Regions from separate parts of the Mus musculus genome. Here region 1 is linked to region 2. A link is a loop called in an ENCODE intact Hi-C map of the cell type or tissue named here. Cell type or tissue: heart. All regions are shown on one strand. Each heading gives the region's core, and the rest is flanking DNA. Links, peaks and the distances in the headings are about the cores only. Region 1 holds the start of Gm39712 (a long non-coding RNA gene). Region 2 holds the start of Itpkb (inositol 1,4,5-trisphosphate 3-kinase B).

Region 1 (15,484 bases), core at 6,403-8,902, 77 kb before region 2:
TTGCTGAGTCTTAGGAAAAAAAGCCCAGTGCCACACAGGGCGCAGAGTGGGCTAAAAGAGTGTGTCCAATGCACAGGCCACCTGGGTAGTGCTCCTTCAGTTATTCCGTCAGGGAGTATTAAGAAAGGGTGTCTATCTACGTCTTGGTCTAAGTCTGTGTTGCCCTGTGAAGAACCTGCAGGTCGGTGAAGTCACAAGGACCAAATCTGGGGTGGCTATGGAGGTATTCCCAGAGGACAGTGCAAGAAAAAGGGCTTCATATGGTGGCTAGATGACCTTGCCAGCACCTTGGTGGCTATGGGGTGACTTGGTCACATCTCCCTCCAGTTCAAGTTCCTTCCTGGTAGAGACTCCATCTCTGCTGACAGTACAGCCCCCAGAACAGGGCGATGTAGGCACACACAGTGGCCGCACGCTGAAGTGGCTTAGCTTAATCCCTTTGTCCAGGATTAGAAAGGGCAAACAAGTTATAAAGAACTGATCGATAAAGAAGTTTTATCGATGAGACTGGAAGTGAGGTTGGGCTGGGGCTGGGGTAGGTGTAGTCTTGGGGATAATGTGTCAAGAACTTTGGAAAGGACAACTGTCTACAGGCACTTACAGGCAGTGTAAGGATAACACCTTCTGCCAGGGTCTGTTCCAGGGCTGCCCTCTCCTGGAGCATCCACCCACATTCACCTGGTACCTCTCTAGGAGAACAGAGTGTACTACCTGCATGTCCTGCCAGCTGGATCCAGGGGTACTTCTTCTTGAAGGACATGACAAAGGGGGACCACTGCACCATGTTCTTTATCTTTCTCCATGACTTGCTCTGGAAGACAGCAAACAGAGCACTCTGAGTGACAGACATAAACCAGTTCAAACAAGCTCACAAGGAAAATGACCTTTTGTACCAAAGCAAGTGATCTCAGTCTAGAGGGGTCACTGTCACCCAGCAGCAAGGTGTTGCCGCACATTTTATTTGTAGATGTTATGGTAAATGAGCATTAATGAGGAAGCACTCCACAGAAAGGCCATTTATAGATAACTGCTGAGTATCAGGTGGGAGGGCACACACCTGTGACTGCTGAGTACCAGGTAGGGAGGGCACACACCTGTGACTGTTGAGTACCAGGTGAGGAGGGCACATACCTGTCACTGCTGAGTACCAGGTGGGGGGGGGTACACACCTGTGACTGCTGAGTATCAGGTGGGGAGTCACACACCTGTGACTGCTGAGTACCGGGTGGGGAGGGCACACATCTGTGACTGCTGAGTATCAGGTGGGGGGGGGGCACACACCTGTGACTGCTGAGTATCAGGTGGGGAGGCACACACCTGTGACTGCTGAGTACCAGGTGGGGAGGGCACACACCTGTGACTGCTGAGTATCAGGTGTGTGTGGGGGCACACACCTGTGACTGCTGAGTACCAGGTGGGGAGGGCACACACATGTCACTGCTGAGTACCAGGTGGGAGGGCACACACCTGTGACTGCTGAGTATCAGGTGGGGAGGGCACACACCTGTCACTGCTGAGTACCAGGTGGGGAGTCACATACATGTGACTGCTGAGTACCAGGTGGGGAGGGCACACACCTGTGACTGCTGAGTATCAGGTGGGGAGGCACACACCTGTGACTGCTGAGTACCAGGTGGGGAGGGCACACACCTGTGACTGCTGAGTACCAGGTGGGGGGGGCACACACCTGTGACTGCTGAGTACCAGGTGGGGGGGGGGCACACACCTTTACTCCCATCTACTCAGAAGGGTCACAAGAGCTCAAAAGTTTGAGTCTAGCTCAAATGATACAGTGGGAAACCCCTAAAACACACACACACACACACACACACACACACTCACACCACCAAGTAGTGGATGGCAGAACTCATGTCAGCAGCCATGCCAACACAGGCACCAGCTGCAGCCAGCACAGTGTTTGCTGTATAAGTGCTTGTGACAGGCTGGGGTCCTGTGGCCTGTGCCGACGACCTTCAAAGCCTGACGGTGACAGGAACATTTTAATCTGTTTTACAGATGAAGCATACCAGCTTCAGCAAGTCTTTGCCCCTAGTCCAGCAACCTGGGAGCAGCGACTCCTTTGGGGTCAAATGACCCTTTCACAGGCGGTGCCCAAGACAACCAGGAAACACTGATATTTACATTATGATTCATTACAGTAGCAAAATCACAGATATGAGGTAGCAAAAAAATAATTTTATGGTTAGGGGTCACTACAACATGGGGAGCTGTATGGAAGGGCGGCAGTGTTAGGAAGTCTGAAGACCGCTGCTCTTCTAGTTCATTCTCTCCCCTGCTGGTCAGACCAGAGCACAATGAGAACCTGCAATCTAACTTCTGCATCTGTCCACGGAGAGGGCCCCTTCCATGGCTGCTCTTGTCTAGGTGTTTGATAGCTAGTTTTGGGGACGGGCGACAAACACAAAGGAGACATCTCCCTGAGCAGCCAGGGCTCTGGCTTTTGGGGTGTTCTGGCTGTTCCCTTAGCTGGGGAGCCCAGAGCCATTGTAACATGCCTCTAGTTGCCACCAAACCTTGATGATGCCTGTACTGGGGCTGGGACCCTTCCAGCACGGTCACCAGGTGACACAAAGCTTATACTCTGCTGGGTGGAATCAGAGCTGGCATGTGCTTGTGGGCTCTGGAGGGATTTGTGTGTGTGTAATGTACACGGAAGCTCCCTGTGGACAGTAAGGAGAGCACCACTAATAAAGCTGTGTCCACCAGAAAGAGGGAGGATGCAGGGACTGCTGGGGACTCAGGGCTTCCACTCTAACTTCAAGGCAGTTGCTTAAGCCAACTAACAAGTCACGGGCAAAGCCTCCAGGCAGTGCCTTAAGTGATGAGCTGAACCAATCCCTGGATTGACATCCTCAATCAAACCAGCCTTGGTCCAGCCTTGTTCTGCGTCCACACACAGGTAAGATCATTTCTCACTCAGCTAGACCTTGGGGTTGTGCAAGGGATGGGAGGGTCCTCCTGACTCATCTGGCTAAATTTGGATCAAAGGATCAGAGAAAAGTCACGTTGGGGAATGTGGTTTTTAAAACCCTAAGATGCACAAGAGCTGTTGAAAGCCACCGAGATTTGAAATTGCCGAAGCTGCTGAAGCGACTTTGGGCAGCCTCACAGCTTGCACCGGACCTGGCTTTGCTAAAATAGCCAGAGTGTGGGAGAGGGATTTGAGGTGGGAAGAGGGAAAATAAAACAAACAAAGAAAATAACACAGAAGGCACACAACACCAACCTTCTTTGCACCTGAGGTATCTGGAAGGGAGGGAGGGAGAGAGAGAGAGAGAGAGACAGAGAGACAGAGACAGAGAAACAGAGAGCAAGTGCTACCAGCAGGGCAGTTCCATGCCATGCTAAACCACGGGCCACCAGATCTGCCAGCAGGAGGTGGGGGAGCAGCTTGGAGCTCAGGGCAGCCATAGCCTGACCCACCTTTTCCTTTTCCTTTTCCCCATGAGCTGCTGCCTCAGAAGAAACTTGAGCTTCTATTCCCAGGACACAAGGCCCCCTGGGGACATGCCACTCCCTACCTTAGCACCCTTGTCTTTCAGTAGAAATGACCCACTGTTCGGAGGGCACACCTCTGCCCTGGCTCTGCCCATGGGAGGAAGCCTCGGTAGGGTCTGACTCTGTGTTTGTGTAGGCTTCGGGGGAGGTGGACAGTTTCCAGGGCATGCCACTCTCTGGTGGCCTTTCCCTTCGGGCATCTACAGATATTTTACAGGGATGTAGTGACTTAAACAAAGAGGAAGGAGTCATGGCTTGTGTCTTCTGCAAAGTGGTTGGAAGAGGAATGACAGGATCAGGGATGAGAGGAGGCAGGGTGTGGGGACAAGGGCCTCTTTCCTACTTTCACAGTGCAGTAGTTATCAGCAAGGGCCTGGCACAAAATGGAATTGAAGGGCCCCTTGTTTCAAATGTGGTAGGAATGTCCAGGCAGGGAGGGTAGCCTAGTATGACCTTTCCAAGGCCAAGCAGGTATGGCCTCTGCTGCAAGGTTCACCATGGCTGTCAAGAGCCTCTGGCTTCAGGCTTGACACAACATGGGTTACCGCAGGACAGATCTCCTGGAGAGAGCCACTGCAGTCCCTGGTGGATCCTTGACTGCCAGCCTGCCCTCCTTCCAGCACCTGCTTGATGGAGCCTCTGCAGGTTCAGGACTCACCACCCCATGAGTGAACAATGGAAGAAATATGCTGTCTCCTGAGGCCAAATATCTAAACACTCCCTAGATCCTACAGCAACAGACTGATGGAGCTTAGAGCCACCAAGCTTTGGGGTGAGAAGGAGCCACTGTTCTTCCAGGTCTCACTGCGGTTAAACCGGGTCCTATAACTGGGTCCCCTGAGGGCCTGTGGAATCCCCGGTGATACAGACCAACCTCCCACCACGTGCTCTGCTCCGCACATGGCCAAGTTCAGGCGAGCCATAAATACTCACTTTGTCTTGACTTCTGATTCTTTTTGTTTGTTTTAGTTTCCCTCCAGACAGAGTGCTGGCGATAATCCACCAGGCATTTCCAAAGGGCCAGAGGGCAAGTGGGGTGGCCATGAGCTGAGCCAGCGTGTGATTGGTTATTTATGAAGCACCACCTCCAGGGCCACCGTGCTAGGTCCTGACCACATAGTGGGAGCCCCAGGAGCCCAGGGGCTTCACCTGCTTCTGTCTACACCAGTGGCTCTCAACCTTCCTCATATGACCTTTTAATACAGTTCCTCATGCGGTGGCGATCCCCAACCATACAATTATTTTTTTGTTGCTGCTTCATAACTCTAACTTTGCTGTTATGAATTATAACGTAAATGTCTGATATGCAGGATGGTCTTAGGTGACCCCTGCAAAAAGGTCTTTCAACTCCTTCCAAGGGGGTTGAGACCCACAGGTTGAGAACCATTGGTCCAGCCACTCTATGAAAGCAGATTCCCAAATGGCTGACATCACCTAGAGAGGGGTGGGGGCACATATTTTGTGGGCCAACAAAATCAACTCCACGAAGAGGCTAGACTCTGGGAAAGTCCCTTTCCGCCAGACCCGTTCCTCCAACTTACTACTTTCCTTCCAGCACTCTCTCTTATTTCAATGATTTGATAACTCTGCTTTTATTTTTAGATAGTTTTAAAGAAAAAAAACCCCCTCTCTCCTGCTCCCCCCTTTCTAGGGTAAGAGTGATGAGGGGGAAGTAACTGTGAAATATCACTGTCCTTCGACGATCCTAAAAGCCTGTCAGGCTAATGCTGGACTGAGCATGCGCGAGGTTCGTGTGCCCGCACAGGGAAATCTCAGGCAAATCAGAGGTTCAGTGTCTGTGGCGTTGCTAGGTATGGTGCTGTCGTCAATGGAGCCTCACAGCGCTGACATACTTATTTCCATTTTGTTCAGAGGCATTAGTGTTGCTCCAAGTTGCACGGCTTCCAGCTCTCTGCCATTTAATTCTGAAGATTTTGTTTCAGCCAACAGGATGCCCAGGGCCCCTCTCGTCTCTCCCTTAGCTATAAAACAGCCTCACATAGACAGCGAACACTTTGTCACTTTGTCACAAGACTGACCTTTCAGATGGGGGAGGCCTGAAGAGACCTGCCCTCCCCTCCCTCTGAGTCCCAGGCTTTTCCCAGAAGGTCCTGGCTGACACACACTTGGGGAAGGCACACTGGACAAAAAGTGGACAGGAAAGGGCTCACTCTGGGTTAGACCTTCTGCTCCCTCTTGCAAAAGTCGGACAAAGTCATTGCGTTCACCATGTTTGGGAAAAAAATGCCTTCTTCTTAGCTTCTTTTTCTTTTGGTCTTTCCATAAAAGCAGCTAGGGTTTCCCTAGTGATCGGTGCCCGCCCTCTCTGGGGAAAAGCCTGGTGCTTCTCCCAGGCCTTGTGGCCAACTTTGTTCATTGTGCTCTTCTGGCAGAGGCCCCGGGAGGGCGGTGTGGTGCAGGCCCAGGCAGGTAGGGCACTCAATGCCCCTTCCTGGAGCCTGCTTAGAAACCGTGCCTGCCACAAAGGTCAGCGTGTTGCGCTCCGAGAGGACAGAAGGCCTGAGAAAGAAAGTCCCACCATTGGTAAGGCCGGTAGCTACACCTAAAAGCAAGGCTGTACTCGAGACTGACCACCTCCTCCTTTAACAAGCAAGACTTTCAAACCTGTCGAAGAAACCTCTTTTGTTTTGCCCCGCCTTCCCACCCAGCCCTTGCTTTGTGCCCACCAGGGGGCAGCCTGGAGCCGTTTTTTAAAGAATCGCCTGAGCAGGGTGGGATTAGGAAGAGAGCTGAGGCACACACAGGTGAGTCCAGGAAGGCTGAGCGCGCCTTATGCGAAATATCTGGGGCCAGAAATGCTTTAGACTTTTTTCCAGGTCTTAGAGTGTGTGCACACACACCATGTTGTAGCTTTTAAAGACTGGACCCAAGTCTACACGTGAAACTCCTTGTTTCAATCCACCCGGCATCCACATAGCCCCAAGGTGATCTTACAGAGCATTTTTAGTGTCCCTGTGGTTTGGCTGTTTGTGACCCATCAGGAGAAGAAGTTAGGCGTCTAGGTCAATGTTATTGTTGGGAGAGGGATACTCTGTATCTCCTTCAGAATCTGTTGCCGGCCTGGAACAGGAGATCCAGGATGGTTGTTCTTCATCAGGACCAACCCCTGATTGCTCAGGCATGGAAGGCATCGCCTTGCTGAGGGGGTAGCTGTCTGTCACCATTCTCCTAAGCAGCACCTTTTGGGCAGACAGAAAGCCTTTTTTTGTGTGGCTCCCCAGAAGGTCCGGCCTGCCTAGCTGCCTTTTTTTTTTTTTCTGTTGTAACTTAAGGCTCAGTTGCTACACCAAAGGCTGTATCCAGACTGTTCCCCGGGATGCTCCACAAACCGCTCTTCCTCTTATCAGCCAGAACCCTGGAGAAAGGCCCTGGACACAGCTGGCAAGGACAGGCCTGCCGCCGTGGAGTGCCACCGTGGCTCCCTAAACACCCACAGAGAAAGAGGGTCCCAGCATAGCCTCGGGGCCACTGTGGATACTCCCCTCCCCCACTCACTTCACACCCCACTCTCTGTGTGCCTGAGACCCTGCAGGACATGCCATCTTCCTGTCCCTCATCTGTCTATCTCCCTTATCCAAAACACTCGTGACTGGAAAGGTCTGGGGTCTGGGCTACTTTCTTCTCTTTCCCTCTTGCTCTGGGACTTTGGATGTTTTCACGGACAGCCATCGCATGTAGCTGGGACTCTAGGGACCACAGCAAAGAAAGATCTTGCACTAGAGACCTTGCTTCAGGTAATTCTTCTCCCCCAAGCCTGACTTTCCTGAGCTGCTGCCAAAGGGGACTGCCATCCCTGCAAACCAGTCTTTGTTTTTACTGCCCGAGAGCTGAGGTGCCCTTCATGTTCCTGGGTTTCCCTGCCAGGTGGCCCAGCAATCGCTGTCTCTGATGTGAAGGTCACCGCTTGGCTTCTCTCCTCCTTCCAGAACTAAAAATGACAGCAGTGAAGAGGAGGAGGAGGAAGAGGAGGAGGAGGAGGAGGAGGAGGAGGAGGAGGAGGAGGTGGCAGATGGGGAAATGCCTGACCACACAGAGCCCATGCCTGCACCAGGAGCTGGCCCGCCTCAGCCTCCCTCCAACTCACAAGGCTGAGAGGGAGGTAACAATAGTCGGAAGCTGGGAGTGGCCACCAGGAAGAGCCGAGGGGGGTGGGGTGGGCCTCTCCTGGACACTTCCTCATGGAAAAAGGCAGAGAACAGGGGACATTTAGCTTTGTCTGGGAAAGAGAGCCAGGCACTGCGGCTGTCCCACAACCCTCCCCAGGCCCCCTCCCTCCCTGTCTCCCCAGAGATTTTATTTTTACTTTGGTAAATGCAAAAAAACAAGGTTGAGTTTCTGGTAGATGGAAATTTACTGAGGGCCCTCTCTGGGCAGCAGACAATCGGCCCAGCACTCAGTCTTAGGGATTATCTCTCAGACAAGATGGGTGAGGGGGCCACTCCCAACACACTGCCTAAGGAGAACTTTACAGAGTTAGGGGCCAGAGTGCTCAGTTCCTCCTCCTCCGCCTGAGGGACTGCAGGGTAGGTAGGGCAGAGCCCCAGCACATGGAAACAGTGGTAACCAGCTTGTGTACTAAGGACTTTGGACAGGTAGATGCAGTGCTAAGCATTTGATAGGTACAGTGAATGTATGCTAACTTGTCATGGAGGTGCTCTCATGATCCCATTTTACAGATGTGAACACTGAGACACACAGAGATTAGACAATTTGCCGAAGGTGCTAGAGATGGTAAGGAGAAAGCCTGTTGAGAGTCCCAGGTCTGCATCATTCAGCTAGGCTATCTCCTTTGTCATTTGTAACATGTGACTTTATAGCCAGATGAACTTGAGCTCGGCTCCTGTTAGTCCTGCCTGAAGGTCCTGGGCAGGATACCAAACCTCTCTGAGCTTCAGTTTTCTCCATCCTTGTGACATGGAAATACCACTCGGCCAACACCACCAGCTGACGATGACAACAGGTTGTTCTCAAAGTTAAATCCAACTTTGCTTGGGCGAGGCTTGCTACAGTCAGAAACACTGAACCTCTTCCAAGTTCTGTCTGCTCTCTCAGCCCCAACAGCACAAGCCTGCAGGAGATGATGCTGAGGAAGGGCAGCTTGGTCAACAGCAGGACCTGACACCCTCTTCCTCCACCCTGGCCCTCAGCCTGAATCCCACCTTTCCAGGATGACAGAGACAAAGAGGACCAGTCAGATTCTCTGCCAGAAGAATCACCTGAGCCATTTCTGAGCATCTGTGAGTCTTCACAGGATAGTCAGATCCACGAGTCTAGCAGAGAGGCCACCAGAGGCCTTCTAGTCCCATCCCAAGCCAGGGCGCCCTGGGGAGGGTTACTGTGAGCACCTCTGCTCTGTTGTTCCTGAGGCAGAAGGCGCGCGCGCGCGCGCGCACACACACACACACACACACACACACACACACACACACACACACTGCTTTTTCCTGGCTGGAAGATGACATTTTAGAAAGCCAGGCATCTGAAAGGAAGTTCGCCACAGAAAGCAGAAGGAGCTCAAAGGTCACCTTTGCCCCCCTTTCACAAGCAGCTTGCAGAAGGAAAGTTGCTTCTGAAACGGCCTCTGTAGCACTCACGCTCAGAGCCACGGAGGCAGAGAAGTTCCAGGCTCCTAGTGCAAATGCCATGGACACAGGTGGACACACAGAAGGGACAGGGCTGAGCGCAGGGAACTCCCACCTCAGGAATTTCTAACAAGGAAACTTTTGAGGAAGGGCTTACAGGCGGATCCCACAGCTATATTTAGAAAATTATTTCCAAGCAAGGCACACTGGAGCAATTCATATTTCTGAGAGGTAGCGCTGAGTTGCTCGTGGCTAAGGGCACTCTGTAACACAGTGCAGACCTCCTGAGCACCAGAAACCCTTTCCGCCTTCTGAAGACACTTCTGCAGCCCCGTCCTGGCAGAAGCTGACTTGCAGCTCCCGACTGGGCCGTGAGTCACCCAGTTTCCCTCTTCTGACAGGCTGTTCCCGGTCTTGAGAGTTCAGCGGCCATGCTCCTGTTCACGTGCAGACCGCTGGAGGCGAGGCACAGGAAACGGGTTGCCAAAAAGGCACACCAGTGAACCCCCAAGTACGAGCAAGATTCGTCACCCTCAGAACTTGAGGCCAGGGTCATCCTGACGTCTATGAGGATGTGTGACTTTCATAAATAGTCTGACTCATCACTGGTCCTCCTGTATCTGTCACCGTGGGGCCCCCGGTGGTGGCAGTGGGCTCTTACTTAGCCCGTTCTACGCTGCGGTATGAGGATCCCACGGGGCCATCCCAGAGATAGCATACTTGCCTCTCTCTTTCAGAGGTTGCAAACAGGGACATATTCTACCTCTGCTAGTGTCCCCAAGGTGACAGAACTGGAATCATGCTCAACCCGTCACCCTGGCAGCCTGTATGTCCACGGAAGTGGGGAGTGGGGTTTCCCACTCAATAGAGCAGGGGCACTCAGTGGTTCCTTCACTTTTTGCCTTTGGTTACAGGGACTTAACCTTTGTTTGTTGAGACTCCACCAAGCATCTCAAGACCATCAGAGAACGAAACCAATAAACACGGCGGCAACACTCCTATGTGTCACTACCCAGAGGGAGACAGAGTACTTGGTGCACACAAGAGTCCCCTTCTCATCTGCGACGCTTACAGAAGGTTCCCGATTCTCGATTCTCGTAGACTATCACAGCTCTTTCTCACTGGGTAGGGGAATGAAACTCTGAGAATGGCAGAGGCCAAGGAATGACACCGGAGCCGAGGATCCTCCAAGCTAAGGATCTCAACCCAAAGACCTTCTTTGCAGACTGGGTGCAGGCCCAGTTCCCGGAGGCAGGGCTGAAATGCATACTGCCTTTGAGGACCTAGGGAGAGGGATGTCCTTGTAGATGTCCACCTGCTGTCTGTCTGGGAAGGCTGCTTGTCCCAGGGTGGGGGTGGAGCATCTTCTGAACCCTTGGAGCCTGAGAATGGCAGAGGGTGAACAAAGTGTCCCAGGACCTCCATCCTCCCGCAGTGACGAGAGCCCTGTTGGGTAAGCTGGGCCCCCTCAATGTCTCTGGGGACAGCCCATATTTAGGAACTGCAGCATCTCTTCTAGGGAACAGACCAGCTGGTTGATTTATTCTCCTTAACTTTTGATGTTGTTATTATTAGGCACATCTGTCTCTGAGTGAGGTCACCAAGGAAAAACCCAACCAGAGGAAAATAGTTTCAAGCAGTCGTCATTTCAATCTTCGGAAAAAGGAAGCGAGTGGATAAACTAACTACCAGAAGATTCCAGAATTCAGGATGAGCGACGAGGAAAACGGAAAGTATGTGCTCTGGGAACGGGGCAGCTGGGCTGGATGCACAGAGCACCCACAAGCCGCTTCCGCTTCCCTTTCCCCAAGCTTAGCTCTTTCCTTTTCCCTAACACAAAGGCCAGAGAAACAGACACCCTCTCCATGCTTGCTCAAAGACCCAGAAGGAGACCCTATTAGTGACCAGTGACCAGGTGACATGGGACAGAGCTTCCCTCCCAGTGACCATCAGACTTAACTTGGTTCAGCTATAGCCCCACCCCCGCCCCCACCACTTTTTTCTAAATCAGTTGCCAAAAATTGTAAATGAGATTTCAAACAAAAGTCCAATGCTTCTTTGACACACTGAGTCTGCAGTCCTGGCAGCCTGGGATTGAATAGTGGCAGCTTGGGATGGGGGTCAAATTTTAACCTATCACCACCAGCCTGGCCCATGACAGTATCTACATTAACAGGCGACCAACTATAAACGCGCCAAAGAAAGCCCAAAGACCCAGACCTCAAACACAGAGTTGTCTCTTTCTCCGTCTGTAAAGAGAAGAAAATGATTGACATGCATGGCTCATATTCTATAGAGAGGATAAGGAAGAAAAGCAAGAGAAGGGTTTGAGGAACTGAGTACCACTCTACCAGCTGGGTGACGTGTGGTCACATGGGTACAGAGACTAAGACACACACAGAGCCAGCCTCTTGGATTGGATTAGTAACTAGGGTGAGGACAGGGGAACAAACACACCGGAAGCCTCAGAGGTGACGTCACCCAGGAAGGTAGAAAGTAGAGCTGAGGTTTTGGATCTTGCCAAGTACACCTGGTGCCTGGATTGGGTACCCAGTTCACACTGCTTTCCTAGGCCTAGGGCCAAGGACACCGGATCCCACTCATTCCATACGCTCCTCTCTCTTACACAAAGCCCAGCTTCGTCAAACCCTCGCAAACAGAGACCAAGCTCTGCCTGGGGACTCTCCTGAGTTCCCATCCTCCATGTCCTCTCTCTCTGCAAAACTGGCCTACTGGTGTTTGCCCAGATGTGCCATATTGCTGGTTCTGGGGCAGCCCGTCTGGTGGCAATAACCTATGTCACTTGGAGGACAGTGATTTACTGTTTAAATGGTGCCCCTCAACCTGTCCACTTTCACCTTCCCAGGTCCTGCCCATTTCCCTCTGAGCCACCCCGGTAAATGGCTTCTCCTTGCAAGATTTACATATCACACACAGTCCACAATCCCTTTGTCACCTGCTTAGAGCTCATTCAGGTCTGGTTTTATTATGAGCATCATTTCCTATAGCAACAGTTCCGGAGGGCAGGACCCCAGGCCCTGGTAACACACTTCCTTCCCAGAGTTGAGAGCTAATGGATGAATGCAGAACTAAGTAGCACGAGCCTCCAAGACCTGGCTCCTGGCTGAGAAGGCAAAAAGGGAATCCTGTTCAGTATCTATAACCAGTTCTGAAGGAGTCTGGCAGGAAGCAAACTGAGATTCCTAGACCAGAATGATGCTTCTTGTGTTCCTGGGAACTAAGAACCAGAGGAGGAGCCTTTAAGTCCTGGCATGAGATGGTCACATGGAAACAGAGATTAAGACACCAGCCTAGCCCCTAGAGGTAGAGGTGGACAAAAGCCAAGATTGCTATCCTATAGTTAATCTGGAAGTCGCTGGCCCCAATCAACTATCTATCTGTATTCTATGACCTCAATGCTGTTTGTTCCTGGCTGTCGACATCAAGGCTGGGCTATTTTCTCCCATAGACCCAGGGCAGGGATGGCCAGGGCCAGGCAAATGAGAAAAGCAGATCCACAATGCTCTTCCAGATGTAAGATGAACATTAGGACAAAAAGAGCTAGACAGAAAGGTATCCCAGGCTGGATAGGAGCTTACTTCTAGAGTCACAGCTCTGCATCAGGACCTGGGCAGACACTCACCCATGCTCTCTACTCTTAGCCTGAACTAGCTTCCTTTATGGGGTTTTAGAAAGATCCAGACTGAGTGAGAACAAGCCGGTCTGACCAGGCTCTCCCCTTGTCCAGCTAGCCCCTTTCTGGCAGTGACAGCCTTGCTATCTCCCTTTGTCCTGGGACCAGGGGCTCCGGCTTGTTATCGCCCCTCCCTCCCTCCTTCCCTCCCTCCCTTTGCTCTGTTTTACCTGATACAACCAATACCACATAGATCCACTATGGTGCCCCACTGTGTTCTGGCTTCAGGCTTAAGCCCAGGGAGTATGAAGCCCAGAGTAGATGAGCACAGGCCTGATAATGGAACATGACAAGGATGCCAACCAGCTTTATAAAGAGGAAGGCACAGATAAGGGGGCATTGCTTTGGGAGGGGGGAAATAAAGGAAGTTTTTTTGGGAAAGATGGAGTTTCTGCATCTTTAAGAGCCAAGAGAGGAAAGCAGCACAAGGGGCAGAGGGAAGGCAGAAGAAGGTGGGCTTCGGGCTTAGAGAAAGCATGAGCAAAGCTAGCGCTGCGTGGCTCATGCTCTACAACCGAGCTATGCACGGCTGGCCCTAGACTTTCAATACCGCACATAAGTGTCAAATACACAGAGAGATACCGCCTGCCTCTCACAAGTATCATAGTCGACACAGGTGCTTGTTCAGAGAACTCTGGTTGTAAAGCAAGACCTAGACACACATGGAAGGAGCACCCCACATCTCTTTCAGCAGAGCTCACTGTGGGCTGGCTTGTCCCCAAGCTTCGGGTGATTGCATGTCCCTGAGCTTCATGCCCAGTCTAGAAGTTGGGTCTGGAATTGTAAAAGCATGGAAATGGAGCCCCATCCCCTCCATCTTACCGTTTGAGGCAACCACTCAGGGCTTTAGCTTGTGTTTAAAGCATGATAACAGAGGCTGGGAAAGGAGCTAAAGTGTTCGTGATGTGTGTAGGAGAACCTGAGTTTGGATCTCTAGGCCCCATGTAAAAGCTGAGGGCGGAAGCACAGGCCAAGAGACAGGGTGGACACCCAGAGCTCAGGGGTCAGTCAGTCAGTCAGTCAGCCCAGCCAAAACAGCGTGCCCCAGAGTCACTGAGATTCTCTCTCAAAGACTAAGGCGGAAAAGCAAACGGGAAAGACATCCCAACTTCAACTTCCACACATGTACTCAGTGGTGTACACACACACACACACACACACACACACACCACACCACATCATATCACATCACATCACAATTTCTACACACAGTGGTACACACACACACACATACACACACACCACAAACAAACAAGTCAATAGCACATTTGATAAATAATCCTGATGAACTAAAGACAAGGAAGGCACCATGACTTCTAGAATTCAACTGTAATGAGTCTGTGTGTGTGTGTGTGTGTGTGTGTGTGTGTGTGTGTGTGTGTGACTTTAGGTTACATTTTTCTCATGCAGTCAGGTGTCTGTTGCTTTGAGTGAAAAAAAAAACACCCTTTTTGAAATGAATATGAATGGAAAGTGTGATTGACTAACTCAGAGAAAAGCAAGATCAACAATACACACAGAAGAGCCATTTTTGTGAAATCTGATTAAGTTTGTAGAAGTCTCAAACCCAGAAACTATAACGTTTCTTTTGTGTCTGCTACAAACCACTCCATAAGTAGAATGTTTCCCAGTTTCCAAAATAAGGATAATGTAATTAGCAAGAGTTTAAACCATTAATTACTCTGAATTTTTAAAATATGCATGATCATATACACAAAATTAATTAGCATAGGCTTTACTCTCTGTATTTCTTTCCTAGTATAATTGGTTCATTAATTGCTGAAGATAATTTTTGTCATTACAGAAATAATGAGTTGCTGGTTTTGTTATTTTTTAAAAAATATATGTCTGGAGGTATATATGCTAGAAACACCACTGGCTTCTGGGGAAAAGAGGACGCTTTCTGACAGCTAAGCTCAAATCTCCTAAGGCTGGGCCAGCATGCCAAACAACTTGGACTACTGTCTTTAAGTAAATGACACAGGAAATGGCTGGGAACTTCACTACACACAAGGTAAAATTGCCCACGTGTCAAAAGCATGAGTCAAATAAGTTGGAGAAAACCTTTTATAAACCACAGCATGATTGAAGATGTAACAGGCTTTGTATGTAAAGGACTCAAGCAAGACTTCAAGATGCCAACAGACAACCTGTGTACGTATAACCCAACATATATACATATATGTATGTATACAATGAAAGCAATATGTCACTTGTCTATCAAACTATCAAAAGTTAAAAAAAAAACATAATAAAGATGAGCTGTACAATGGAACCCGGACCGACACACTATTGAGACATGCTCCCAAAAGGCACGCGATCTTCTGGAAACACAGCTCAGGAATATGTTTCTAGGGCTCTAAAAATGTCTCAACCTTTCATTTACTTTTTTTTTAACCTCTGGAAATCTACTTAAGGAAGCACTCTAAAATACGGAAAAAGTTACAAACACAAAAATGTTAATGAAGCCATTGTTTCTAGTAACAATAGTATTGAAAATAACCCAGCATCCAACAATGGAGAAATGATTAAATAACTCTGGAGGTACATCCGCACAGGATTTAGTTGATCAGTGAACTAATTGATTATTTGGTCCTCTACTCTGAAGACTAAAAAGCTACATGAAAGTTGTTGCTATACTATTAGGCTGGTGGGGTGCAGAGGAGGC
Region 2 (15,484 bases), core at 5,090-7,589:
GTCTTTCTAGACTACCAGCAGAAAACAGAGAAAGAGATTGCTGCTCTTCAAAACTAGACCATGTTTTCTGAAATGGAAGCTGGAAAGGACTGTGTTTTAGAGTCCAAAATTTCTTAGTGTTGAGTGGAACTGTAATACAGCCAGGAAGGATGGAGAAAGTTATTGGGGTACAAATGGGTGGAATCTCACATTCAAGATGAAACCAGAAGGCTACCCACTAAAATACCATGTTGCTTTCCCCACAAGGAAGCCCTACAACCTCTTGCATGCCAGGTAAGGAAACTCCCCATCCTCCATGGAGAGGCAAGAGAAAGGCCATCCCATTTTAGAAGAGCTAGCTTCAACAATTACCTTCTGAAAGAGACTGACCTCAGCTCAAAAATGAGATCAACCACACAGTAGGAACGAGCATCTGCCACTGCCTCAAACAGACCAAGCATTAGTGTAATGAACATACATGTAGACATGTACCAGAAATGGACCTGTCCCAACTTACACTCTTAAGGAGACACCATGTGCCTAACTCAGACAACTCAAGTCAAATGAAGCTACAAAAGAAAGGATCTACTTGGCTCAAACGATACTTTTCCATTTATCTCGCACGTCACACTGCATATTAGTTACGTTGACTGACACTGATACAGCCAACTGCTGCCTAACTTACGTGTGAATCTCAATAGTTGCTCAAACCGTAGATCAGCCATACAACCACATCTGCAGAGGTCAGGGGCCTGTCACAGGATCATACCACTCACATTCCTGCCTAGGAGTAGAGGCTGAGTTAAGCCAATAGATATCTTTGTCAGCCTGAATAAACCATGAAATGAAGTGTTTCACTCCATCAAGTCAAAGCAACGCATCTCTGCTCACCAGCTTTAGAAATTAGGAAGGTTTATTATAGTTGACATACACGAACCTTATGTTCCTTCAGACCCATTTTTTAAAGACATGTACCGTAAGAACAACTTAAACTCACTGCCCAGTCTTCAGAGTGCTTGGTAGACCATGCCCACAACAAAACCACCTATAGAGAGATATTATGACTTTACCAGAGCCCTGCTCAGGGTCTTTCCCGCTCAGCAAAAAAGTAAGAAAACCAGGATGATGCACGGAGCATCCAAGGTCTGCTTGCGAGGCAACACTTACCACTCTGGGCTTCTGCTGGTCCAGGGTATGCAAAAAGGCTGAGTTGGGGTCCAGCGTGCGCTCAGGGTCACTGGAGATGTCCTCCTCCGAGTCATCGTAAGAAGAGGAGAAGCCAGTGGAGGAGGCTGAGGAGGAGGACAGCTTCCTCAGAGGCAGGGGACCCCGAGGGCTTCCTTGGATCTCCTCTAGCCCTCCATCCTCCTGAGCACCCATATCTGTAATGATGACTGCAGGGATGGCTGGGATGTTGCTGGGGCTGCAGGCCTCTTTTAAGGAGGCCTTGTCCTTCTGGTCTGGGGGCATCTCTTGGCAGCTAGGGTGAGCATCTCCGTCTGGCAGCTGGCTTCCCCAAGTCCCCTTCGACTGTACCCCCGTGTCACGTGTCCAGATCAGGGGAGCTTCCTCCAAGGCACTGGGCCAAACTATGGAACTCTCAGGCTGCATTCCCATCCTGTCCCCAGGGAGGCACTGGGGTTCTTTCAATTTTGTTGTTACTTCCCCAGGTGGTAAAGGTTCCAGCATTCGGCCATAATGAACGTCTTCCTCCACACCCCTAGCCCCTGGCTGTGCTGCCTGGCTGCCCCCAAGCAAGCCCAGTGCTGGAGAGCCTTCTCTCTCACTGTCCAGGGTCTGCTGGGGCCCTCGCATCCCTGGGATCCTATTTCCTCCCTTCTCAGGTCCTACGGAATCCAGGTCTACAGGCAGTCTAGACCATCTGGGGTCCTCTGAGGGCTCTGAGCTTTGGGCAGTCACAGCCCTCTCTTCTGGTCTTTTGATGACTTCAGGTGTCCAGGAGCCCTGCCCACCAACAGAATGAATTCCTCTTCCCACCCTTCCAGGGGGTTCTCTCATGTGGGTCCGGACAGGCTCTGGGGTTGAGCCGGTCTCCTTGCCCAGAAACTGCCCCCGTCTCTCCATCTGGGCCTCCCAGGGGCGCATGCCCCCGAGCTCACAGCCTGTCTCCATGAGGGCAGAATCATGTCCAGGGTGTGGTCCAGCGGATGCGGCTGAAGCTGCCACTTTAGTAGCCAACGTTAAGCTAGTTCCAAAGCGCTCCAGTGAGGGAGCAACCCTCTTGTCAGTTTCCATGGGTGTGGGTGAGCCACAGCGGGGACTGGCCGGGGTACCTCTTTCCATTCTCACGGAAGTAGATGGACTCTGAGTCCCTAACCTGGTCGGGCTGGCTGGGCCTAAAAGAGGGGCCACTCCCTCCTTGTCCTTCGAGGGGTGTGTGCTGAGTCTGCTTCTCCTTCCAGAGTTGGTATCTGGGGTTTCTGTACATTGTTCTCCCCAGGACTTTGTTCTGCGTTCCTCACTTGGAGAACACGGAGCCAAGACCCTTTCGGGGGGCTGGCTGCTACTTCGGAAGGGACACGGGGAGGGCGAACGAGCCCTACCCAAACGCGGGCTTCGGGGCGCTTGAATGGCAGAGCTCTGTGCCTGGATTTGCGCCTCGAACATGCCCACTTTCTGGTTCACCTGCACATTTTGCAACTCGCGCTGCAGAATCCGCAGCTTCCTCTGGGCCTCCTCTGGCCCAGGTGGGGAGAGGATGCGGGCCGCCACCACCTGCTGCGCGTCCCCTCGCAGGCGGCCAGCCCAACTGGGACTGCCCACGCCACTGCTGCTGCTGCTGTTGCTGCTGCTGCTGCCACCTCCGCTACCGCTGCTACTATTCAGCCTGCGCCGGCCGCTGCGCCAGCCCCCAGGACTCCCGGGCTCCTCCAGGGACAGCGACTCTGCTGGGGGGAAGAGAAAGGAAGCGCCTCTCCCAGGGCTGAAGACGCTGCCGGGACTCAGCGCGGCCCTCCCGGAGGGCTGGGGCGTCTCGCTGCCGCTGGGCCGGGGGCCGCCACTCTTGAGCTCGTTGGTGCTGTTCATGATCACCAGGCTATTGAGGGCATAGCAGTACACAGCCATAGTACAGGGTCCGCCCGCCGCCGCGGCTCTCCGTCCCGCTCCACCGCCGGCGCCTCCTCCTCCCGCGGCTCTCGGCTTAGTCCCGGAGGCCCGGCGGCCGTAGCTCTGCGCGCTGATGGAGCAGCATGGCCTAGGCGGCGGGCACAGGGCAAAATCGCGGGCTCGGCCCCCGCCCCAAGCTCCATAAACGATTTCGCGGCTGTGGAGACACAAGGAGAAAAGTCAGAATTCCCGAAGGCATCAAGGGGGTGGGGTGGAGAGAGCCCACCCGCAGAAAGCAGAGAGCAAAGGGAGCCCCGGGACCCCAATCTGCTGGGGACGGGGTGCCCCTGGATGTCTAGCCTACAGGAGTTGTGATGCTCAGTGAGGAGGCAAGCCGGGCCGCCTCGATATGGCCTCTATTGGTATTTTCCGGCGGTGGTCCACCTCCCCCAGCTTGTGATACACTCCAAGAACACCTAGAATCCCAAATTCTGAAATTAGTCTCGGTAGCCACGCGGATGGCCGAGGGAGGAGGTGCAACTCGCTGGTTCCCTCCTCGAGACTGGCCAGGTTTCCTTGGCCAGAGCAAACACCGGCTATCGAGGATGACAGGCAACCCTGCTCCACCCTCTCAGGACATCAGAGGCCAAGTCACAGGGAACCTGACCCGGACCTGCCTTCCCCAAACCGCTGCTGGAGCCGAGACCTGGAAGGGGACTTGTGTGCCCACCGTTTTCTTTCTGATCCTGGTCTGGGGCTATGCCTCTCGGCCTATGAAAGGCCGGGAAGAGCGCGGGGGTGGGTGGGGGTGGGGCAGTCCAGGCACTTTTCAGCACTAGCCTTGATGTCTGTCTGTCTCCAAACAAGTGTGTTTTGTGAATGTGGGCACGCGTGCGCGCCAGGGAGCAAACTCTGCAGTATCCAGCACTGGAATCAATCCTGGTGGCTCCCTACTGTCCCCTCAGACCCTGCAGCGAGTGTGTGTGTGTGTGTGTGTGTGTGTGTGTGTGTGTGTGTGTTTGGGAGAGGGGATGCATGTCCGCAGCTACTCAGCCCTGCGCGCATCCTGTTAGCGAGGACCCAGCTGCCCCCTCCGGGACCCACACCCCTCGGAGGAACTCTGGGCTTGCTTGCACAGTTGCAGCCCGGAGGCCTTCTAATTGTGCAGGCCTGAGAATTTGCAGCCCTTCGGGGTCCCGCAAGCTAAGCCCCGGAGCAGCGCGGCCGGCCGAGGGCAGGGCCTCGCGCATCCCGGGCAGCCTCGCCTGGCGCCAGGGGAGCCGCCGGGCAAGCCGAGCCCCAGACGCCCGCAGCGCGCCGGGGAGGTGGTGGCGGCGCAGCGGCCCGGAAGGCGATGGGAAAGTCGAATCGCCTCCTCTGCCCCCAAGGCCACGCCACGCTACCGTCCCAAATCAGCCTCCCTTCTCCGTCGTTCTAGCCCTCACCTCCGTGCTGTGCTCGGACCCCGGAACACCCAGAGGAACCCCAGCACAGATGGAGCGGAAAGAGGGTTCAGAGACGAGGGCCAGGAAGGAGCCGCCACGCTTACCTGCAATTGCTCAGACTTCCAGGTCCCGTGCAGGCGACATGCCCCGGGGACTCCGGGCTCGTACAGACCAAGTGGCTTAAAGTTTTTTTAAAAAAATAAAAAAGCTCCCAAAGGGTTTCCGCAACAACTTATGGAAGACGGAAAAAGTGGGGTGCAACGAAGCTGAATGTACCGGCGCAGGGACTAGGCGATCCCGGAGGGGACACCGCCAGGCCGACCCTGCGTTGCTCTGTGCTTGGTTGGAGACACTACCGCTGTCAGCGTCTGCTCCCTGCTACTTCAGTGTTTGTTCAATGTAAGATTTAAAAAAAAAAAAAAAAGTTGGGGGTTGAGGGAGGAGGCAGAGAGGCGGGGGCTTGGGGGAGGAAAGCAGGAAGGAAGTTGTGAGCCTGTCTGGGGTTGAACTCAGCGGAACAAGTTTTTCTTTTCTTCTTTTTTTTTTTTTTTTCTATTGCTTGGCAAACCGAGGGAGGGAAACACTTAAAAAAAAAGTTTCCATTGTTAGCTAACAAAAAAAAAAAAAAAAAAAAAAAAGACTTTAACTTCTGCGGGTTAAAGATATACGATTTATTTTCCATCCCTCGACCAAGGTTTGCTGGTGTCTAGTTTTATGAAGCTACGTTTGAAAACTGTTTTTAATAAAATTTTGAGTGTGCTAAACAAAGCTGCTGGGGGGGGGATTTTTCTAGCATCGAAAGAGGGGTAATATTCTGCCTAAGCAGAGGGTGTACTTGTACTACAATAGGCAACTTTTTACAAGGTATATTGCATATATTGCAGGGCATTTCCTTGCACAGTTTTAGGTTTTAATGCACCATGGTAGAATTTTGGAAGACTGGTTGGACTGTGAGCTGCTGAGTGTCTTGTAGGCTAGATGTGTGAAGGAGCTCTGCATTAAGCAGTTATCTATAAACGCACACAGAGGCTGTGCTGTTCGCGTATTTTTGCACTCAACTCTCAAAAAGTTATTTTAAGAAAAAGCATAGTCCTGGGGCTGAGGCCCGATCAATGTCTTCAACCACTTGCTCAGTCTCCTGTGAATTTACTCCTGCGTTTTCAAGGGTTCTACTCTACCCTCAAATAAAGGGGGGGGGGCACCAGGCAACACTGGAGGGCGGGGGACACTCCCTGCCCCCATACACACACACTTAAGCCCCACCCGGCACTGCAAGCCTGTTTTGCATAATTCCCTAAATCTTAAACTCTAGCGTTTAGTGGAAACAGGGAACACAGCTGCGAGGTTTAGGAGATTTAAGAATCCTAAGCTTGTATCCGCCCATATATCCTGATTAGCCAAACCTCGGATGGAAAACCTGACCGCCTGTAGCAAGCAGACAGCTTACTTGTTTATGTAACAATACCGTTGAAGTGAGCAAAGCAACCTGCAGCTTGGTCAGGAAAAGACTCAAGCAAATTTGAAACCAAGAGCCCTTCCAGCCAAGAATTCCTGGAATCGGACAAGTCCTTTCTGGTTTTGTTTTGTTTTGTTTTTGTTTTATTTTTTATTTTTTTTAACATACCCTGGAAGGCTTGAATCTGGTTTCCCTCTCACCCTCAATGGGGCTGAATAAAGATGCCTGTCCTGTGTGTGTTCTAGTATTACCGTGAGACAAAGAAGCCACCTCTATCTAGACTCCCTCCTTTGGTCCCTAGTGGCAAGAAGAGGAGTTACTCAAGCTATGAAGTCTAATCTGAGAGGTGATAAATGCCTCAGTAGAAGCAACTGAAGAGCCTAGCAAAGCTCCCACAAATCTCTACCTTGCCGGCCCCTGAGAAGCTGTTCCTAGTTGCTATTGTCTCTTGTAGGTGAGTCAGTCAACCTTCCCTAGTGAGAAATGAAGGCTGCTGGAACATGCCCTTAGTCTCTGAGTAATCCTTGGCCAGTCAGCTGCTGTCAGACAGGACATGGAGATGGAACTTCTGGCTTGGATGTAAGGGAGACAAGACGATAGTCCTAACCATGACACTGAGAGGGTTTGGCAGGGTTTAAGTCCCCAGATTGGAAGTCAGCACAGCAGGCTTTATATCCTACCATAGAATCTAGCTGGCTCCCACAACGTAAAGCAAAAGTTAACACTTCGACGTAGTGTTTGCTATTTCCAGACACTGGTTTAGGCACATTTTGAATATGTATACAGGACTAAGGACATAGTATGGGTAACAGAATGCCTTCCTAACATGCACCATGCCCTGTGATTGGTCCTCAGCACCGCACAAGCCAGGCTTGTTGGCCTAGTGACACGAACCTGTAATCCAGCACTGTAGTGGTGGAGGCAGGAGGATGAGAAGTTCAAAGTCACTATTAGCTACATCAAGAGTTTGAAAGCATCTTAGGCTATCTGAGATCCTGTCTCAGCAATCCCTCCTTACCTCTAACACACGCACACACACACACACACACACACACACACACACACACACACAAGAGAAAAACAATTTGCATATTGTCAACCTTATAACAACACTGTCAGGTAGGCGTTGTTACAGGCTTCATTTACACTAGAAATTAAAATTCAAAGAGGCAGCTCTCTGCTCCTCCCTGTTCCAGAGACAGTGCATCTTCTTGTGCAGTGCCAGCCTCGTCCCGTAGACAAAATGGTGAAGGCCGGTGTGAACGGATTTGGCCATATTGGGCGCCTGGTCACGAGGGTTGCCATCTGCTCTCTACATGGCAAAGTGGAGATTGTTGCCATCAACGACCCCTTCATTGACCTCGACTACATGGTCTACATGTTCCAGTATGACTCCACCCACAGTAAATTCAACGGCACAGTCAAGGCTGAAAATGGGAAGCTTGTCATCAACGGGAAGCCCATCACCATCTTCCAGGAGCGAGACTGCCCTCCCCCCAACATCAAATGGGATGAGGCCAGTGCTGAGTATGTCGTGGAGTCTACTGGTGTCTTCACCACCATGGAGAAGGCGGGGGCCCACTTGAAGGGTGGAGCCAAAAGGGTCATCATCTCCGTCCGTTCTGCCGATGCTCCCATGTTTGTGATGGGTGTGAACCACGAGAAATATGACAACTCACTCAAGATTGTCAGCAATGCATCCTGCACCACCAATTGCTTAGCCCCCCTGGCCAAGGTCATCCATGACAACTTTGGCATTGTAGAAGGGCTCATGACCACAGTCCATGCCATCACTGCCACCCAGAAGACTGTGGATGGCCCCTCTGGAAAGCTGTGGCGTGATGGTCGTGGGGCTACCCAGAACATCATCCCTGCATCCACTGGTGCTGCCAAGGCTGTGGGCAAAGTCATCCCAGAGCTGAACGGGAAGCTCACTGGCATGGCCTTCCGTGTTCCTAACCCCAATGTGTCCATCGTGGATCTGACATGCCGCCTGGAGAAACCTGCCAAGTATGATGACATCAAGAAGGTGGTGAAGCAGGCATCTGAGGGCCCACAGAAGGGCATCCTGGGCTACACTGAGGACCAGGTTGCCTCCTGTGACTTCAACAGCAACTCCCACTCTTCCACCTTCGATGCCGGGGCTGGCATTGCTCTCAATGACAACTTTGTCAAGCTCATTTCCTGGTATGACAATGAATATGGCTACAGCAACAGGGTGGTGGACCTCATGGCCTACATGGCCTCCAAGGAGTAAGAAACCCTGGATAACCCACCCGAGCAAGGACACTGAGAGCAAGAGAGAGGCCTTCAGTTGGTGAGGAGTCCCTATCCCAACTTGGCCCCAACATTGAGCATCTCCCTCACAATTTCCACCCCAGACCCTCATAGTAACAGGATGAGCCTAGGGAGCCCTTCCTACTCTCTTGAATACCATCAATAAAGTTCGCTGCACCCACCTCTCCTTGGTTTTAATGCGGTGTTGGGGAAGGGAGGGCATATGGGGAGGTAAAGAAGGCTCCAAAAAAGAAAAAAAAATCCAAAGAGGCGTGGCATTTGATCAACACGTGCACCCTGGTACCACAGCTGGCAAAGCTTGATCAGTGCTGTGTGGATCACTCACAGGCTCTATGCTTGTTGCTACTCTCCTTATGCCAGTTCTTTACAACTAGTTACTCCCTAACTTTTCTGGGACCCTCCCCAATTTGCTCGCTTTTGGGATGGGATTGATGCTATAAAATTAATATGTATAAAGAGTGGTGGTGTAAAATCTTTAGCTGACATCATCCTCTAACAATGAAGGATGGGCAGATGTACTCTACTGTAATGGGTTAGGCGTCCCTGATTATCACTCTTGTTCAACGTTGTACTTGGAAGGCTCAGTGAGGCACCATGTGCCTATAATCCCAACAGTCCCATTTCAAATACACTGCAAATGCAAAGCCAGTTTGAACTATGTGACACCCTTGATGTCCTGGTCAGTGTTGTCACACAAGAAAAAGAAATAAAAGACCTTTAGGGTGAAAGAAGTAAAACTATTGTTTGAACACAAGATGTGTGTCGGCAGAGAAAGAAATCTAGTGGAATTTATAAAAAAACCACCAGAAATATAACTAAATTTAGGAAATGTGTTATATTTCTATTGTTACTAAGAAAGAGCCATAGCCTGGCTAGTTGAAACGACAGAGATTTATTTTCGCATAGTTCTTGAGGGTAGAAGTGTGAGATTAAGGAGCTGAGAGTTCTACAGCTCAAGAAGACTGGCTTCCAGGTGGCTAGGATGAGGGTCTCAAAGGCCACGCCCAGAGTGACACACCTACTTTGGCAAGGCCACATCTATTGGCCCCACTGCGTGGGCCAAGCATATTCAAACCACCATACCTACTTTAACCCTAATTACTGTTTAAAAGATCCACCTTTCTCTTGTAATCTCATTCTGAGGTACTGAAGTTAGGACTTGACCATGTGACCACACCACAGCAGTGAGGCTGAGAGAAGTAAGAGCGATGAACGCTGTTAAATACTTAGGGGTACACATGAAGACGCATGCATACGACCTGGAGGCAAAAAACACAGAACAGTGCTAAGAAAAAAAAAAAAAAAAAGACCTGAAAAAACTGAAAGATGGACCATGTTCATAGATTAGAGGACTCAATATTCTTTCTCTCTCTCTCTTTTTTGAAGATTTATTTATTTTATGTATATGAGTGTACTGTTGCTGTCTTCAGACACACCAGAAGAGGGCATCAGATCCCATTACAGATGGTTGTGAGCCACCATGTGGTTGCTGGGATTTGAACTCATGACCTCTGGAAGAGCAGTCGGTGCTCAGCCAGTAGTTAGCTGAACCATCTCTTCTCCTCAACTCAGTATTCTTGATGCCAGTTCCTCTCAAATTTACTAACAGATGCAATGTAAGCAAAATATCCCAGTAGTTTTTTGTTTTGTATTTTTATTTCATAAGCGTCATAGGGAAACACAAGAATTTAGAAGAGACAAAATAGCTTTGACAAAGAAGAAAATAGAAAAACTAACATCACCTGTTGTCAAGAGTTACTTTAAAACCCAGGGCTGGAGAGATGGCTCAGCTGTTAGGAGCACTGGCTGCTCTTCCAGAGGACCTGGGTTCAATGACCAGTACCACATGGTGACTCACAACCGTCTGTAAGTCCAGTCCCACAGAATCCAAACCCCTCTCTGACCTCCACAGGCACTGCACATGTGTGAACACACGTGCACTCAAGCAAAACACTCATACACATATAATAAAATGGAAAAAAAAAAGATCCTTAAATGTAAAAACATGAAACTTTCACAAGAACACACAGGAGATTGGCTCGGCTGGTAAAGTGCCTAGCAGTCACAAGCTGGGTTTGAACTCTGGAGCCACATAAACTAGAGGTGGTGGTTTGCAGCTGCAATGCACTACACTGGAGGTGGAGGTAGCAGGGTCAGAAATTCAAGCTCACACTCTACTACATAGCAAGTTCAAGGCCAGCCTCTTATACATGAGATCTTGTCTCAAAAAGAAAAGCAGAAAAGTCCCTGAGATTTTGGGTAAACAATCTCTCTTTCTGTGTGCGTGCATGTGTGTGTGTGTGTGTGTGTGTGTGTGTGTGTGTGTGTGTGTGTGTGTGTAGTATGTAGTTATGGATGGATAGATGTACACATGTGCGTTTGGAGGTCAAGCGTCAATAGAGACCTTTCTTTCTTCCTTTCTTATTTTTTTTTCAGACAAGGTCTCTCACTACCCTGGTATGGCTAGCCTGACTGGTCAGTGAGTTTCACTGATCCACCTTCCATAGCTCCCACCTCCAATGCTAGAATTAAAGGTTCAAGCCAGTACTCCTGGCTATGTATGCAGGTGCTGCAGACCTGAACTCGGGCTGTGTTCACACAGAAGTGGGCATGTGGTACACAGTTATAATCTCAGAGAGCAGAAGGCAGAGGGAATTCAAGGCCAGCCTGGGCTACGTGGTGAGTCACTGCCATAAACAAAACAAAGAGCATACACACAGAAGAACAATGACCTTTAAGTGTTACTGAAAACAAGAAAAGTGTCCAAGGAACACAATTCAGTGTAGTAGCGCTTGCCTAGCAGGTGAAAGGCTCTGGGCTCACTCTCCAGGACTGGTAAAATAAATACGTACCAACATACATACATACATACATACATACACACACATACATACATAAAATACATATGCAAAAATATGCATAGCAGCTTTATTTGAATTGAGAAAAAAATGTATTATCTATATAGAAGCGAATGGGTATGAGCTGGCTGGCTGTTGCTTGTACCCTGGAACACTGCTCATGAGGGAGAACTGTGGACTCTTGACCATCACAACATGCAGAAAGCTTTAAACATCTAAGCTGACTGAAAGAAATCAGACGGCTAGGAGAGTGTTGAGACAGAGGAGGCCGGGACTGAAGGAGAGGTAACTAACCAGCAAGTTGATGAATTCAGGTTAGAATCGAGGAGATTCACCCTGGAACGCTGAGGAAACAGACATAAACCAAGCAGCTGAACTCAGTATAGAATAAAGAGGAGACTGGTCCCTGGACTTGGAGGCATGAAGCTGTGGAGAGGTAACTAACTGTGTGGAAGACGCAGAATTGTCTGAGCTGGCTGGAGAATGAGTCAAAGCTTATGGCCTTGGCATTTATTTATAAATAATTAGTCTCAGAGTCATCATTCCAGGAGCATGGGCTAGGAGGGGAAAAAAGAATTATTACTTTTTACGCTCATCTCTCTAGGGGATGGTAATGCCCATAGTGGGCTGGGCCCGCCTCCCTCCATTAGCAATCAAGAAAATGCCTCACACACATGCCCACAGGCCAGTCTAATAAAGGAAAGTTTTTTCTTCTCAGTGTGCCAAGTTGACAACCGAGATTAGCCATCACGACTGTTGAGTCATTTGTTGATATTTTTACTGTATTCCCTGGACTAACACCACGTCAGTATTTCACTTCATATGTAAGTCTGTTATTTGTGACACTACATATAACAGTTGATGCCTCTATCTTTGTCCTCTACCAGGGTTTTTCAAAGGCTAGGACCCTAGTTTAATTACCTCTCCACTCTTAGACTTTTAGCTCCACACTGACTAGGTCTATACATGCTTGTTATGTTGAGAAACAAAACCTAATCAAGCCATCAGTGGCGGTGCAGAAGAACCAAGGATCAAGCACACCAGGGAAATCACTGGCTTGCCAGCTGCTGGGAGCAGGAAGCATGTTCCACAACCATGCATGGCTAGGGCAAAGGTCTCCTCTGCCTTTCCCTTGCTCCACAGACCTTGCTTTTCAAAACCTCATGGGCCCAAGGCATGACTAAGGCCAAGCTCTGTCCCTGAGGGAGGTCACCCCATGGACTCCCAGGTCTGGGCCAGAAGCATCAGAGCAGCTTTGCTCTGTCCTTTCTCTCAGTCCTGTCCCTAGTCACTTCCCCTCTTGATCTGGAGACAGCAAGAAAGCATTCATTTGGGTGATCCACTGTTGCGTGCGAACTGTGTGTCAGGCCCATGGGTCCATACAGAGAATACAGCCTCTGCCCTCCAGACTAATGGGGGCCCAGCACATCCAGAACATACCAGGCCCACTTTTCAGTCAGTGCTGAGCAGGTAGAAAGGGGCAGAGCTCCCACAGAGGATACCATCTCCTTGGTCTAGTTGTGTATCCCTGGCAAGAAACCAGAACTCAGCTTTAAGGTCTGTCAAAACGGCACGAGTTATAATCCTGCTCCCGAGCATTCTCTCTCTCTCTCTCTCTCTCTCTCTCTCTCTCTTTCTCTCTCTCAGAGATTTATTTATTTATTTATTTACTTACTTACTTATTTATTTATTTTAGGGCATCAGATCCCATTAAAGATGGTTGTGAGCCACCATTGTGGTTGCTGGGAACTGAACTCAGTACCTCTGGAAGAGCAGCCGGTGCTCTTAACCTCTAAGCCATCTCTCCAGCCCAACTTCTGAGCATTCTTATGAAGATCTATGAAACAGTGTGTGTTAAATACTCCAGACGTTATGTTTTCTTAAAGAGTAGACCTTCAACTGCTAGCCCCAAGTTCTAAAAAAGATCCAAGAGTTAATGCTAGCATAAAGCCTGCCTCAGGTACAGCAAGGCTCTCAAGGACTTCTGTTCTCAGGCTGATACTGTCTTTTTTTTTTTGTTGTTGTTTTTTTTTGGTTTTTGGTTTTTCGAGACAGGGTTTCTCTGTGTAGCCCTGGCTGTCCTGGAACTCACTTGGTAGACCAGGCTGGCCTCGAATTCAGAAATCTGCCTGCCTCTGCCTCCCAAGTGCTGGGATTAAAGGCGTGTGCCACCACACCCAGCTTGGCTGACACTGTCTTACCTCCAGATGGACAGCACGGGTCGAAGGAGGTGACCTGTGAGCCTGTCTAGCCATTCCTCTCTGTTCTCTCGTCAGAAACGCCAACACGTTACAAGCCCCAGACAGTTATGCACATATCCAGGCGCATATAGCTCCATCAAAGACGCCAGTGGGCAGCCCACAAGCTCTGCCAAGAGTACGTGTGGGCCAGGCTCCCTGCATGGAGATGCTCTGTACTACTGCACCATTCTGAGCCATGATTGGCTAGGCTGTGGTGAACAAGAATGCCATCCCCAGGCTGGCTGGTACCTTGGCATGAAAACACCAGAAGTAGAGTTGGATTCTTCTAATGGAACTTCAGAATCCTTGCCATGGAGACCCAGTGAGGAACACTGGGGCCCATGAGGCCTGAGTGAGAGAGGGCTCTAGGGGAAAGGCCAAGAGTGAACAAAGGCAATACGGAGAGACAAGAGAACCTGGAACCGATGTGTTGAGTGGAAAGAAACTGCCGGGTGCAAACCATGGAGAGAGAAAGACAGAAAGTCACACCCATGAGCTGGTGGAATCCCAGATCCCAGACCTGTGAGGCCTCACATAGCCCTGTGTCCATTCTTGGGTGCTGGCTGATAGCAGCTCTGTTCCAGCCAACCCAAGGGTCCACTTTGGCCTCTGTGTGTACATGTACACAGGCATGTATGCACACACACATGTGCCCTCACAGAAAAACATTTACCTAAACACACATGCTTATGCACACACAGGCTTGCTGCCCTCTGCCATTGTGACAGGTGACAGAATGCAGGAAGGCACAAGCAAGCAGTGAACTTTATGCTTCCAGGTTGATATAAGGAAGAGAGCATTCACTTCCCCTGCTCTGCCCCCATTCCTAGCGAGATGCCTTTCTGCACACACCCTCCATCATAATAGCTCATTCTTTATTCATCCACATACTCACTATTTACTAAAGGCACCCCTGGCATTCGGCAGCTCTCTTTGTCTTCGGTTTGATACCTCATGCCATTTGCATCTGCAATGCCTAGGATAGAGAAGGTACTTAAGTACTTGCTGAAGGGCCGATGTCTGCCTTGCCTACAAATGGGTTTCCTATGAGCTTCTCTTTCAGTGGGTATTTTCTGGTTGTATTAGTCAGCTTCCCGTCGTTGTGACTAAATACCTGAGTTAGTCAACTTATAAAAACAAAGGTTTGTTCTGGTTCAGAATTTCTGTCCACCATCTCTTGGCGCTGTGGCTCTGAGCCTGATGTGGTGCAGTTCGAGACAGGTAACACGGATGTGAGAGAGGCCATTCGTCTAGGGTAGCCAGGGAGCAAAGGATTAAGGCAGTAGGGTCCTACCTTCTTCGGACTAGACCCCCTCCTTCTAAAGGTTCCACTGTGTCCCAGTAACAGCAGCTAGTAACCAAGTGTGATGGTTATTTTGACTGTAGACTTGACACCAAGTACAATCACCTGGGAAGGGACCCTGAAGGGGGCTCTGTGGTACCAGCAAGGGAAACTCAAGCTGATTGGAAATATTCCTGCAGTGAAACCCAAGGTAATTATGGGGATGCTCCATTTCCATGCGGACATTGATACAGTTACCTCGTTTCCAATTGACTTTCTCAAACATCTGAGCAACAGGTTACATAGGTGGGTTGACTTGTTGCAAGTCAAACACAGAGACCCACAACCTGGGGACAACCATTCTTTGGGGGTGGGATAATAAATATATCACCTCTTCACTGTCTAGAAACAGCTGGACTAGAAGAGATGAATGCAGACAAGCGAGGTCCCGCTTTGTAAATCTCACGGTGAGTTTACACATTTAAATACCCCTGCTGAAAGGTCTGGTCAGGATTATGCTTTAGTGTAGGGGGTGGTTCTGATGCTAAGGTCCTGTTCACCAATTGGTTCTTGATCCATCAATAAAGATGCTAACGGCGAATGAGCTGGGGAGAATAGGAGGGACTTCTGCCCCCGCCCCGCCCCCGCCCCTCCCCCCCTTGCAAGCTAGCAGATGTGTGGGATAGAGGAGGATTTCAGCCTTGCTTTGGAGGGAGAAAAGGTGACCTGTCACGTGAGATCTGCGGAGCAGGCCTAGGCCGGGAGTTTAGAAAAGCAACTAAAGCGGAGGGCAGTTTTAGGTTGCTAAACAAGGAGAAGGTAACTGAGCAGCTAAAGTTGAGGGCAGATTTAGGGTG

Evidence for each region. A loop is a pair of places that touch in the nucleus more often than their neighbours do. Peaks named below come from ENCODE experiments on the same cell type or tissue, not always from the same donor. Only the 100,000 strongest peaks of a DNase experiment are listed, where the experiment ranks them.
Region 1: a loop joins it to region 2, with 6 times the contacts of the local background. A loop is called at or near these places in 19 of 42 quality-filtered maps.

The regions. Positions count from the first base shown.
Region 1 is chr1:180,398,001-180,413,484 of GRCm38, reverse strand. Itpkb (inositol 1,4,5-trisphosphate 3-kinase B) reads right to left here. Exons shown (of 8, transcript NM_001081175.1): 3 at 712-811. Gm39712 (a long non-coding RNA gene) reads left to right here and starts at 5,072. Exons shown (of 5, transcript XR_003948302.1): 1 at 5,072-8,500; 2 at 8,593-8,777; 3 at 9,524-9,948; 4 at 10,037-10,199; 5 at 10,698-14,028. In heart, for the core only: no CTCF peak of the experiment used is centred there; DNase peaks (open chromatin) are centred at 6,686, 6,934, 7,674 and 8,624; H3K4me3 peaks cover 173 bases; H3K27ac peaks cover 2,013 bases.
Region 2 is chr1:180,319,893-180,335,376 of GRCm38, reverse strand. It overlaps Itpkb (inositol 1,4,5-trisphosphate 3-kinase B), which reads right to left and starts at 4,901. Exons shown (of 8, transcript NM_001081175.1): 1 at 4,598-4,901; 2 at 1,147-3,265. The coding sequence starts at 3,066. It also overlaps the pseudogene Gm5069. In heart, for the core only: a CTCF peak has its summit at 6,249; a DNase peak (open chromatin) is centred at 5,856; H3K4me3 peaks cover 976 bases; H3K27ac peaks cover 1,319 bases.